Linked DNA regions of Mus musculus: region 1 is linked to region 2. The links are chromatin contacts, found by Hi-C or POLR2A ChIA-PET in ENCODE. All regions are on one chromosome and are shown on one strand. The core of a region is the stretch at or near the end of the contact, and the rest is flanking DNA. Distances in the headings are between cores, read along the strand shown. Region 1 holds the start of Nus1 (NUS1 dehydrodolichyl diphosphate synthase subunit). Region 2 holds the start of Gopc (golgi associated PDZ and coiled-coil motif containing).

Evidence for each region. Hi-C counts contacts between places; a loop is a spot of excess contacts on that map. ChIA-PET counts read pairs that join two places held with the same protein, here RNA polymerase II (POLR2A).
Region 1: a map of left cerebral cortex shows a loop between it and region 2 (5-fold over the local background). The contact joins the promoter of Nus1 here to the promoter of Gopc in region 2. A Hi-C loop is called at or near these places in 14 of 37 maps with a recorded cell type or tissue (T-helper 17 cell, T-helper 2 cell, adrenal gland and 4 more). POLR2A ChIA-PET finds 5 or more read pairs at or near these places in 4 of 5 experiments (Patski and embryonic stem cell).

The regions. Positions count from the first base shown.
Region 1 is chr10:52,412,479-52,418,883 of GRCm38, reverse strand. Nus1 (NUS1 dehydrodolichyl diphosphate synthase subunit) reads right to left here and starts at 1,337. Exons shown (of 5, transcript NM_030250.2): 1 at 716-1,337. The coding sequence starts at 1,142.
Region 2 is chr10:52,378,592-52,384,524 of GRCm38, reverse strand. It overlaps Gopc (golgi associated PDZ and coiled-coil motif containing), which reads left to right and starts at 2,401. Exons shown (of 9, transcript NM_001199272.1): 1 at 2,401-2,914. The coding sequence starts at 2,627.

The DNA of each region.
Region 1 (6,405 bases), core at 88-2,587, 35 kb before region 2:
GAAATATATTTGCCATTATAACTAACGCTTTAGGCTTGTCATGCAGTAAGTGTTGAGTTCTGTCCTTAACAAACCCGTGGTGAAATCCACTGCCTTGATTACTTGAAGGAACACAAGTGTATCTAGTACTGTACTGGCCTCTAAGGTGAAATGGCAACACGTGATTTCAGGCCTTTTTCCAGGCCTATCAAAACTCTCACACACTTTTCAGAAACCCCATTCAAATGCCACCTAACTCCAAGAGAGCTCATTTGGAAATCCTACAATGCAGCTCACGTATAAAGCCGCCACTGCTTGGTCGCCCTTAAGATGAGTTCATTGAACCCCCTTGAAGAGACACTTTGAAGAGCGCACAGACTGGTTAACTCCCCGTTACTTTTATGACCTTGGGCAAATCAGTTAATGTTCTGAACGTCAGCTCCCTCTTTCGTGAAACAAAGCCAGAGAAAACCACCTCCCTTAACGGACTACATTAAATATCTTTTACATGTTACAAACACTAACCAAATCTAAAGACTTTGTCAACGTCAACGTTCAATAAGACTGATCTCCCTTCCTCGAAAGCACCAGCACAGTGTAAGGGCCAAGGGCTACCGAAACTCGCAGGGCCTGGAGAGGGCGGCGGCCTCGCAGGACGACCGGGAACAAACTAGCTAGAAACGTAGTCCTCAGACTCGGAAGTGCCTCGGTCACCCCACCTCCCACCCGGCCTCACCTTGGTGGTCGTAGACGCTAATGTAGGAGATCCCCACGGCCATACACCACACCACGAGGCTGGCGATGTCTGAGAAGCTGGGCTCCTGCACTTCCTCCGTGACCAACAGGCCCATGTGCACCGGCAGCTTCTGCAGGGACCGGACGTCCGCGCGCCAGCGCAGCCGAGGATGGGTGGCGGCCGGTCCCGGTCCCGGTCCCGGTCCCCCGTGCGGGTGCCGGTGATGACGCCGGTTCCTGCCGACGGCCCGGGGCTTGCGGAGCGTGAAGCCGAGCGGCGCTAGGACCGCGGCGGAGGCGGCGCGACAGCAGCGCCGCCAGATCCAGTTCCAGGTGCCGAAGCGAACGCGGAGCCAGGAGGTGAGCGTGAGGTGCAGGCAGAGCAGCGCGTGCAGCACCCGCCACACCAGCTCGTACAGCCCCGTCATACTCCTGTGGCGCTCGGGCACCGTCACCTCCCTCCGGCCCACACCCGCGGCGCGACAGGGTCTTATCCGCCCCAGCGGCCGGCGCGGGCCATCGCTCCGCGTCCCCCCACCCCCCGCGCCCGAGCCCCTCGCCACTGCCAACACCTCACCTAGCCCCCGCCGCCATCTTCCTCCGCCCTCCGCAGCCCCGCCCCCGTTAGTACATGGAGAGTTCTGATTGGCTGCCGGGGAACTCCGACGCGACCGGGAGTCGTGGCTGGAGCCGCCACCGCACTGCTAAAGAGAGCGTGCGCTTGAGAATGAGGCTGGCTCCGGGCCGCTGGCGCCCCCTGGGGATGAGGAGGGCGACGCGCCAACGCCTCTAGCCTTTCTCCTATGGAATGATTGGGCTGTTCCTCAGACTGAGGGGAGGATCTGCAGCTTGAGATTTGTTGCCTATCTCCCCCTCACGGCCATGACAGAAACGATTCCCAAGGAGTTAAAAGCAATCTAAATGAACTGGAAGTTACACAGAGAGAATCCACCACCGCATCAGCAAGTGTAGATGCTGGAAATCGACCACGGTCCCCAAACAGAAGTGTTCTTGTCCCCAAAGGCTCAAGTGTTCTTGGAGAGGTCTCATCACAGTTCTTTGTCCAATCTTCCGACGAGAATAGAACGTCCCAGAATGGGAATGAAGTCCTACAGCATAGGACCTGGAAACAGACTGTTAGGGTCTGACACTGTTAGGGTCCCTAACAAATCAAGCTCTGCCACCTGTCCTTCATAGACCAATGACACAATAGAAGGTAAATACAGAAAAGCGAAACTGATTCAATGTGGCCACTCTGAGAAGAGAATCAGTGCCCAGATACAGTTGGATCTGTGTAATACAGACATATTTTTTACTGTATAGCCCCTTTTCCCATTAGGAAATGTCTACAGGCCTTAATGTTTTGGCCATTGTCACCTGTTTTAATTGGTCTCATTTCTGTAAGAATTGCTTTGCTTTAGTTTAAAACGTGAGTCTCATGTCCATCTGCAAGTTTTGTTGCCTTTGGCAGGAAATGCCTGTGGAGGAATTTTAATTGGGCAACATGGCTCCTCTCAATAACCGTAGCCAAAGATATGATCTGGCCATGATCCACACTGGATTACAGTATGATCTGGCTGGAATACACACACTCCCTTAGCACATACCTGTAATCCCTGACAATGAAGATAAGGCTAGTTTGTTGAAGGAAGCATCCATGTTTGAAATTGATGTTTAATTGAAGGGCAAAGTTATGAATCAGGAAAAAAATTGAGTGAGAGATAGGATACGTCCAACTCACAGAAAAACAGACAGGAAACAGATGCTAGTTATGGGAGGGAGGAGAGAGAGAGAGAGAGAGAGAGAGAGAGAGAGAGAGAGAGAGGTGGAGTGGGGAGGTGGGTAGTATATGTGTATGGCAGTTTTACAAAAACAGTTTTACTGAGATAGGTTACAGAGGGAACAAACTAGATACAAGTGAAGACAGAATGAGTCAGAGAATGAGAGTCAGAACATATTAGAACATATTGCCAAAGTTAGTATGAAGCCAGTCAGAGCAATTCAGTAAGAAGCCAGATTGAATCAGTCAGCTCAGAAGATTAGATTGTATGGAGGCTAGAAGGTTCCAGGCATAGATCTAGGGATATTTAGAACAGAGAAGGAAACACTCTGGGTTCATTCCAAGCCATGTATCCATATAACCTGGGTACAGCTCTCATCTCATCCCTTCCTCTGAGGAAATAAAAGAGACATTTACAAGTGTCAGCTAAGGCTGAGGCACGCCCTACACACTTCTCTCCCTCTTGGTCTGATAGCCATAGCTCTTCTGAGAGTAGATAAAGTAGTGGAAGAGGGGGAAGACCATGAACAACAGCAAAATGCAGTCTTCTGCACTGGCTGCAGCTTAATGTTCTACAGCCCAGATGATGTCCTAGGGAAGCTGCTAGACACTCACTGAGACCTAGCTGACTGTCCCAGAGGCACCAAACCTGACCATCCCAGCTGCCACCCTATCATGTTTCTTTGATGTGCTTAGCTCTTTGCTCTCATGCTCCCTACTCTGGCAAGATTAAAGCCATTAGTCTCATGGATCCTTTACCTCTAGGCAGCCGATTTCCTTCTAAAATAGCTGAAGCAGGTAGGCGATTCTCTTATACTAAGGATGTTCAGCTTCCTAATGGGATAGAGCAGTGGAGGACCACTATGCTGCTTTTGTGGCTCTCAGTAGACTAGGGACAGAATTGTCTTATGCAGGACAGTTCTCTGTGTCACTTTGGACTGACATAGTTCTCCTGCTTCCCTAGAGTTCTCAGAAATAACTGTAAATGTGTTTAGAATGTAACATCTTAGGACACTGAAGTACTAGCCTCAACAACTGGGTCTTTATTCTAATACTCCGGTAGAAATGATGTTCTTCAGCACCTAGCAAGCAGTCCAGATTATAAAGTTCTGCACAGGCCACTTTCTGTGGTGCCTCATCTACAGTGGAAATGAGATATTTGAAAAAGAGATTCGAGAGCTGGAGAGATGGCTCAGTGGTTAAGAGCACTGACTGTTCTTCTAAAGGTCCTGAGTTCAAACCCCACAATCACATGGTAGCTCACAACCATCTATAATGAGATCAGATGTCCTCTTCTGGTGTGTCTGAAAACAGCTACAGTATGCTTATATATAATAAATAAATACATGTTTTTTTTAAAAAGAAAAGAAAAAATTAATTAAAATAAGATATTTTTTAAAAAGAAAGAAAAGAAAAGAAAAGAAAGGAAAAGAAAAGAAAAGAAAAGAAAAGAAAAGAAAAGAAAAGAAAAGAAAAGAGAAAATTCCATTCTCTCTGGACAGATTTTTTGGAGTCCTAGACTTCTGTTGTCTCCTTCTGCCTACCTATAATAAGTGCACCTTGTCTAATTAGATGTGTGGGTACAGTTTTGCCTCATTAGATTGGGGCAATAGTAAAAGCGCATCCAAGATACAGTGGCACAGCACGGCAAAACACTGTGAATCTTCATCTGGCAGTGTTTCCCAAACTCTGGCCCGTCTCTGCCCTCGGAGAATGTCTCTCACGCTCAGCTGCTATTCTGAACTACCATTCCTCCGAAGAATAGGGAACAAATTACCCATGAAAGGAGTTACAGACACAAAGTTTGGAGCTAAGACAAAAGGATGGACTATCCAGAGACTACCCCACCCATGGATCCATCCCATAATCAGCCACCAAACCCAGACACTATTGCATATGTTAGCAAGATTTTGCTGAAGAGACCCTGATATAGCTGTCTCTTGTGAGGCTATGCCAGTGCAGAAGTGGATGCTCACAGTCATATATAGAACGGAACACAGGGCCCCCAATGGAGGAGCTAGAGAAAGTTCCCAAGGAGCTAAAGGGGTCTGCAACCCCATAGGTGGAACAACAATATGAACTAACCAGTACCCCCAGAGCTTGTGTCTCTAGCTGCATATGTAGCAGAAGATAGCCTAGTCGGCCATCATTGGGAAGAGAGGCTCCTTGGTCTTGCAAACTTTATATGCTCCAGTACAGGGGAACTCCAGGGCCAAGAAGTGGGAGTGGGTGAGTAGAGGAGCAGGGCAGGGGGAAGGTATAGGGAACTTTCAGGATAGCATTTGAAATGTAAATAAGGAAAATATCTAATAAAATAAAATAAAATAAAAACAACTCATATTTGCAAGAAACAATTGTGGAATATGTAAAATGTCATTGTCCCTGGGCCTAAAAAAGAAAAAAAGAAAGAAAAAGAAAAGAAAAAGAGAAAGAAAAGAAAAAAAGAAAAAGAAAAGTCACAGTGATGCCTCATGCTGCATCCTCTTATTTTGTTATTGCCCACCCCCACCCCCACCCCCAAAGGCAGCAATGTCACCTTTTAAGGGAATTTGGATTTCAGAAATAAAAGTCTTGATTTAACCTAATATATTCTAAATTTGACCAGAAACAAACACTAATGTAGAGTTATGCAGCCTCAGATAGATTTGAAGTTCCAAATATCACAGATTTAATTTTTCTTTACTTTTCACTTATAAAATGCATTATTTAAAAAATGCATTATTTAACTTAATTATCACATTGAACAAATAATATGTGTATGCCAGATGAAACCATTTTGCTTTGATAAAAAAATATCAGTTTATAGATAATTAAGAAGAGTGAACAAAAGGACTAGAGAGATGAAAGATGGATGGTTTGTTAGTTAAGCGCACTGGCTGCTCTTCCAGAGGACCCAGGTTCTATTCCCACCACCCACATAGCAGCTCACAACCTTCTCTAACTCCATCCCCAGGGGATCTGAGATCATATTCTGACCTCTGTGGGTACTGTGTAAGTGTGGTACATAGACACGCATGCAGGCAAGCCACCCATGCACGATGATGATGATGATGATGAATAAAATGTTGAAAATAATTTTAAAACAGTTTAAACAATAATGAATACAAAGCCAGGCTCTGACTCAACAAACCTGATTAAGCCCACCTAGCCCCTTATTCTCATTCTTGCAACCTCATCAAACGGGAGATAGCGTCGTGGTGGTTCCTAATGATGTTCATGGTTCCTGGTTCCTGGTAAATGCTGCCCCTGGCTTCTCATTGTTATAAGAACTAAAGCAATGGTGTGCTTTGGATGCTTCCTGTGTCTGGTCTGGGGTGAGTTCTCAGTAATTTAATGAGAGAGAGAGAGAGACAGAGAGAGAGAGAGAGAGAGAGAGAGAGAGAGAGAGAGAGAGAGAGAGAGAGAGAGAGAGGAGGAAGTGTTGTGCTTGGGGGACCACCACCTTCTGATCCTTCAATAGCTCTGCCAACTCCCAGAACATGGAGGACACTGAACATAGGATGAGTGGTTTCATGCTTTCAGTCTCTGCCATGGTGATGAGCTCTCTGTAGAATCCTCAGAACATGACGCCCCCATGGTGATGCACCATGACTTCTGTTCACCTCGTCTCTGACCTAGGCTTTGGCTGCCTCCACCCTGCACCTCAGCTACCGTCCTAAACTTGCCAGAGTGTAGTCTCTGGGCTCCCAGCTGAAGGCAGGGAAGTTGGCCCTTTCTTTAGGGTCCTGCTTCTGCTTTGACAAAGAGGCAAAACCCACAGTCTTCCCTTTAGCCTCCCTCCCCTCGCCACTATTACTGAAAACACTGTTCATGTTTCTAAGTATTCACTTGTTTTCTTGCTGAAAGTAGTTGATTTAAAATTTTCCACTCTGAAAAAAATAAAAAAGAGAGACGGGCCCATCTTCTAGATC
Region 2 (5,933 bases), core at 1,152-3,651:
TGTGATTTATCTAAAAGGCGTTACAATGGGAAATGCATTTTTACACGTTGTTTATAGTTTTATATGTATACACCTGAGAAATACTGTCTCAAAAGGCTTTCACAAAAGGTCTGCCAATTTTTCATACTAGCAATATGAAATAGATTCCTTATTCTTCTGTATCCTGTAGCTAATGCCAAAGAGACCTACATTAAAATGTCTGCTGTGTGCCATTACTAAAACATTTAATCTGTCTACAATGTACTTATAAAAGAGTAATTATACTTACTGTAGGATGCTTTGAGAATCAAAGAAATAACTCTATACATAGAGCATTCTTAATTAAAAGGTATCGTTATTGTTCCAAGTATTTCCCCATTCTCACACAGTAAGTTTTATTTATTTATTTCATGTTCCTCAGCAGGCAGGGAGAAGTATCATTAGAGAAAATAGCCTGGAGTTTTCTCAGTGTTCTTGCAAATATTGTATACAAAAATATAACAGACTGGCATGAGGGGTGGTAGGCAAGGAGACTGGAGAGATGGCTTAGTAGATAAGAGTATTTGCTGAAGAGGAATTTAGTTCCTAGAACTCACATAGTGGCTAACAGAATCTGTAATTCCAGTTCCAGAGGGTCTGGTACTCTATTCTGGCCTTTGTGAGAGCCATGCATGCTTATGATACACAGACATACACATACATTTAGGGCAAACACACACACACACACACACATTTAGGCCAAACACCCATCAAGCCTCTTTTTCCACATTCATGTTCTGTTGTGACTTCCAGAATTGCAAAATCCCAAATCAAAGCGGGCAAAATGTTCTATTAGGAAACCTCATAAACATTTAAAGTCACCACTGAATACCAAGAAAATGAGCACACAGGATGTGGCAACTGCTACATAGTCACATCTACTGCTAAGTAGCAGATAGTGGGATGTGTGTGTGTGTGTGTGTGTATAGGTAGGTAGATATAGATAAATTATTTTATTATATATTTATATATAAAATACAACCAACCATTCGAAGAGGATGTTTTATACTATTGTGTACTAAGCCTATGAGACAGTCTCTGACTAAACTCAAGGGAAGAGTTGCATGGTTAGTTTTACTTGTCTAAGTTTGCTGAAGTCATAATAGCTTTTGCTTGATGGTAAGCAGTCATGCATTGGAGTAACCAGAGTGCAAACTAAATCTGTTATTTCTTAATTCTTATTGGTACTGCTTTGATGAGAGGCACACAATGCCATGCAGACTTTGGTTGATGATTTATTAGAAAGGTCCGTCCCAAGAACAACTTCCGAAAGATTATGGACTAATTTTCCACATACTCCCGTAGGCGAGTCAGGAAGCACAATTCCTACCTGCCTACTCTAATTAGTCTGGCTTCTCCTTTCCCTTCCGGACAGTCTACTGTTGGTTTAGACAGGGGTGGAGTTGGAGAAGTGGAAGAGATGAGAGGCAGGACACAAAGAAAGCTCTTGATAAATGCTCTCAAATGCACGCAACACTGGAATTAAAAGTCGTGAGAGCCTCACTGTCTTACTAGTTCGGCTTGGATGAGGTCGTTTCATTAGATTTTATGTCCTCAGTGCCTCAATCGGGATATGTATTCAATGTTTATGAACATATGAAAATAACATGGGAACGAGCACAATACTAGTTTATAAGATGATTACAGCATCCCAAGTGGTTGCTTTAGAAATATACGATCTGTGATGCAGTAAGATGAGTGCTATGTACCAAGTGATAACACTTTCACTTTACCTTAATTGCCAAGTGAAGTAAACTTTGGAAACCTTGTTACCCAAGCAAGGTAACACCACTGAGGTGGGGCAGCTAGTATGTAATAATACATTGGCCTAGAACCCCAGCTTGTCAATCATAGAAGGAGGAACCATTGATTCAACAAAACTTGCTCAGTAGCTTCCATAGGCAGCTTCTGGCTGGAATGCACCGTCAGGTTTAGCAACATTAGCCAGTGTCCCCACCCTCCCGCCCTAAGAGCTGGAAATCGGAAGAGAAAACGTGGCTATTGCGCATGCACACACGGCCCTCCCCGCTCCCACCCGAGCCCCTTGACACCCCAGTAGCAACTTTGCTAGACGTCTGTGGACCGGTTCCAGGCCCACTGTGAAGCCAAACTGGCGGAAGCCGGTCCCCTCTGCGACGTGGAATCTTTCCCTTCCCTTCCTCCGGTCTTCCCCACTTGCAAGGGGCCACCTCAACCCTTTGCTTCTCAGGGTTTTGCCGGTCGTCAAAATGGTCGCAGACAGGCTTGTGGAGGCGAAGGCTTTTCATTGGCTAAGCTCTCGTACGGCCCCGCCCACTTTCTCCCTCTGGGCTGCGCCTGCTCTGGGCTCCGCTACGCACGCGCGGCGGGGGCGGGCCGGCTTGCGGGCGGGGCGGGTCTTCCGTGTCGCTGTCGCTGCTTCAGCCCCGCTTCCTTTGCTGCTCTGGAGCTGCGCTGCCGGCGTTGGCGGCGCGAGGGAAGGGAGGGGACCGGCGGGTGTGTGTCTGTGTGTGTGTGCGTGTGTGTCTGTGTGTGCGCGCGCGCGGGGGGCGCCGCGGTGCTAGCAGTTCCCCTCGCGCGGGGCGGGCGGCCAGAGTGAGCAGCAGTCGGCGAGGCCCTGGACGGCGCCATGTCGGCGGGTGGCCCATGCCCGGCGGGAGCCGGCGGCGGCCCAGGGGGCTCCTCCTGCCCTGTGGGGGTCTCCCCTGGCGGGGTGTCCATGTTCCGATGGCTTGAGGTGCTGGAGAAGGAGTTCGACAAGGCCTTCGTGGATGTGGATCTGCTTTTGGGCGAGATCGATCCGGACCAGGCGGACATCACTTATGAGGGGCGTCAGAAGATGACCAGCCTTAGCTCCTGCTTTGCGCAGCTATGCCACAAAGCCCAGACTGTGTCCCAGATCAACCACAAGCTTGAGGTGAGCCTCGGGGGCTGGCAGCAATAGCATTCAACCCCAGGCTGTCCGAGGTCGTTAGATCCCATTTAAAGCACTAGGAAAATGATCCTTAAAAACCTACCCACTGGACACCTCAGCTTCGAATGCGATGGAGAGTGCGTTTTATACGTGAGTGAAGCAAAGGAGTGCGGAGCGGGTGGGGGAGGAAAAGGATGCAGACTGATGTGTGGGTCTCCAGACGTCCTGTCATCCACCTCCCAGCATCTCATGCGGTGGGGACAGGAGCTAATCACACTACCTGCCTTGTAGGTGTTATTACCAAGATCTTCTGTCGGGGAATACCTCAACTCTCCTCTTCTGCTTTGATAATGACAAGCTAGATGATGTATTTTCAGACAGATGCAGCTCTGATTATTTTCATCCAATAGCCCAGATCAACGTCCGTGTCTGTACACAGAGACATGCATGAACTTAGGGGAATCCGATCAAAGCTCTTGGGGAAATGTAATGGAATATATATGTTCCTATCTACCTTCTCAGTTTACATTCACACTTGGCAGATATTACGGGCAGCTATGTCTTTAGAGCTGTCAATATTCAAATAACTTCTAGTATTGAGTGAGATGGTATGTCTTTGTATTTTACAGTATTTTCCCTAATTTCAGACCTTTGAGACTATGTAAAGACAATCCTTTGCTTAGGTCTCTAATCAGAGCAAGGGGAGTGTGATTGCAAACAGGAATTCCAAACCTCCCATTTTGTGTGGAAAATTCAACTAGGCCAGTATTACAAGATTTAGAAATTATGGTGTACTAACATTATATGGGAAACCTTTTAAAAATAGACAATTTCAGTAGAGAGTAGCTCTTTGATTTTAAAAAGGATTAAAAAAAAAGAGAGATACTTTGTTATGTGTGAAGTTCTTTGTGCCTTAGCTTTCTTAAGAGCTCCTCTTTACTGTTAACTGTAATAATGATAGGGCCTGTTGTGTACAGATTCATGTGTATGCTAGATTGGTTTCCTGTCCTTGCTTAGTGCTCAACAGTCTTTCATATTAGTTAGCCATGAAAAACATTTGCCACTAATATTTGATTAGCATCTTACATATTCAGGATGCTATGGTTTCTTTTTGGAAAGAGTGGGATGAAAGTACTTATGTAAAAGCATTAAGTGTAGATAAGGCTGTCTCTTGATTTTTTTTTTTTTTCTCCAATGAATGGTAATTCCTAAAGCTGAGTTTTCAGGTAGTATTTAGTGGCTTTTAAAATGGTATTTTAGCTTTAAAGATCAAAGATTAAGAGTAGCTTTTGCCAAATAACTTACATACCATCTCCATATTTAACCATATACTGGAGATAAGTGGCTTTTAAAACATAAAACAATTTTAACTTGTTTTTTAAATGACCTAAGGAAGCTAAACAATAGTACTTTCTGATGTTAGCAATAAGGTCTGATTTTGAGAAAAATATTTTTTTCCCTATGACTAGAAGGTATTCAAGTTTTTTAAATTTTTAAATAATTTGAAAGAATATTTCTCTACTAGACTGTGCATGTAATAACTTGCGTGTTTTTTTTTCCAGGAAATTATACTTACATATTCTAAGTCCATGTCCCATCTTAGGAAGTAGCATTACTTCTTAAAGTAAAGAATGCTAGCATATCACAGTGTGTGGTTTTCAGTATAATTGCAACTCTTGATTCAGAGACCTTAGAAATGATGAGGAGGATAATTTGGTTTTTCTGCTTAGTATATTCAACTATACATGATTCACCTGTGACAATTTTTATACATAAGACATCTTACATAGTTTTCGTATTATAACTGTGTACTGCTGTGAAAAGACTTATGGCCAGTCACAACTTTCCAAGTACACCTAGTGTGCCATATTCAGACTCTTGGGATGTTCTGTGAACTGTTGACAATCTACTGAGATCCTCAGTGTTAATCTTATAAGAGATTTTGGTGCTTTCTTACTCAGTCTTAATTTTGTCTCAATAAGTAAACTAGGCCTTCTGACTAGTCTTTAAGGATGCTGAAGTCATAGGTGACGCTGCTTGCTATCCGTGTAATAAACGTATACCAAGTTTAGTTGTTTCAGAGATTAGTACTTATAATAGAATGTTTTTATAGTCTCAAGACATGGATAACTCCAGGGTGGGTAATTTGTATCCGTAATCTCAGTCTTTAGATGGTGGAGACAGGAGGATCAGAAGTTTCAGGCCAGTCTGGGCCACATGAAACCCTGTCTTAAGAAAACAGATATAGATAAATGAATAAAACAAACAATACTTACACAAAAGGAACGTTCATATCCTTCCAAAATGCAACTTTTACTCTGTCCTTCTGTTTTTAGGTAATACTACATCAAATTAATCTAGTGGTTGGGAAAACACTTTTTTTTTTTAGTATAGAGTAGAGTTTATTTAGGACATGGGAAGGGGAGTTGAGAAGGAAGTAGAGATGGGGGAGTGGGGTTGGAGGGGGGAGAATAGACTGGACAGGAACACGTGGGGGGAGGAGAAAGGGGTCAGAGAGGGAAGAGAGAGAGAATAGGAGCTGGAAAACACTGAAAAAAATTATTAGTTCCCTTTTAAATTAAATATAAATGCCATCCATGTAGCAGCTTTTTGCAGTAAGTTATATTTGGCAAGAGATGTATATAAAGGACTACGTTTGAAGAAAAAAAAAATCAGAATATTTTGAGTTGGCACTATTTCAACTTAAATTTCTCAAACTTTTACCTGCCTGAGAGTTCCCGCTATGGTGAGACCGTTGGTTGAGGCCCAGCTAGAGTCACCAATAAAATAAGAGTAACAGTGGCAGTAATAGCCATAGAGGACCAAAGGCCATGAGCCAGTGCGTTAAAATAACTCACCTCTGTTTTGGAATGTATGCTCTGTTTGCTCCTTTTAAGAAATAATAGCAAAACAATACACCTAGACTGCACATGGTGGTCCTTGCCTATAGTCCCAACACTATGGAAGTGGAGGGGGGAAGATCAAAGACACCCTCAGCTATACATTGAATTTGGGACCATCC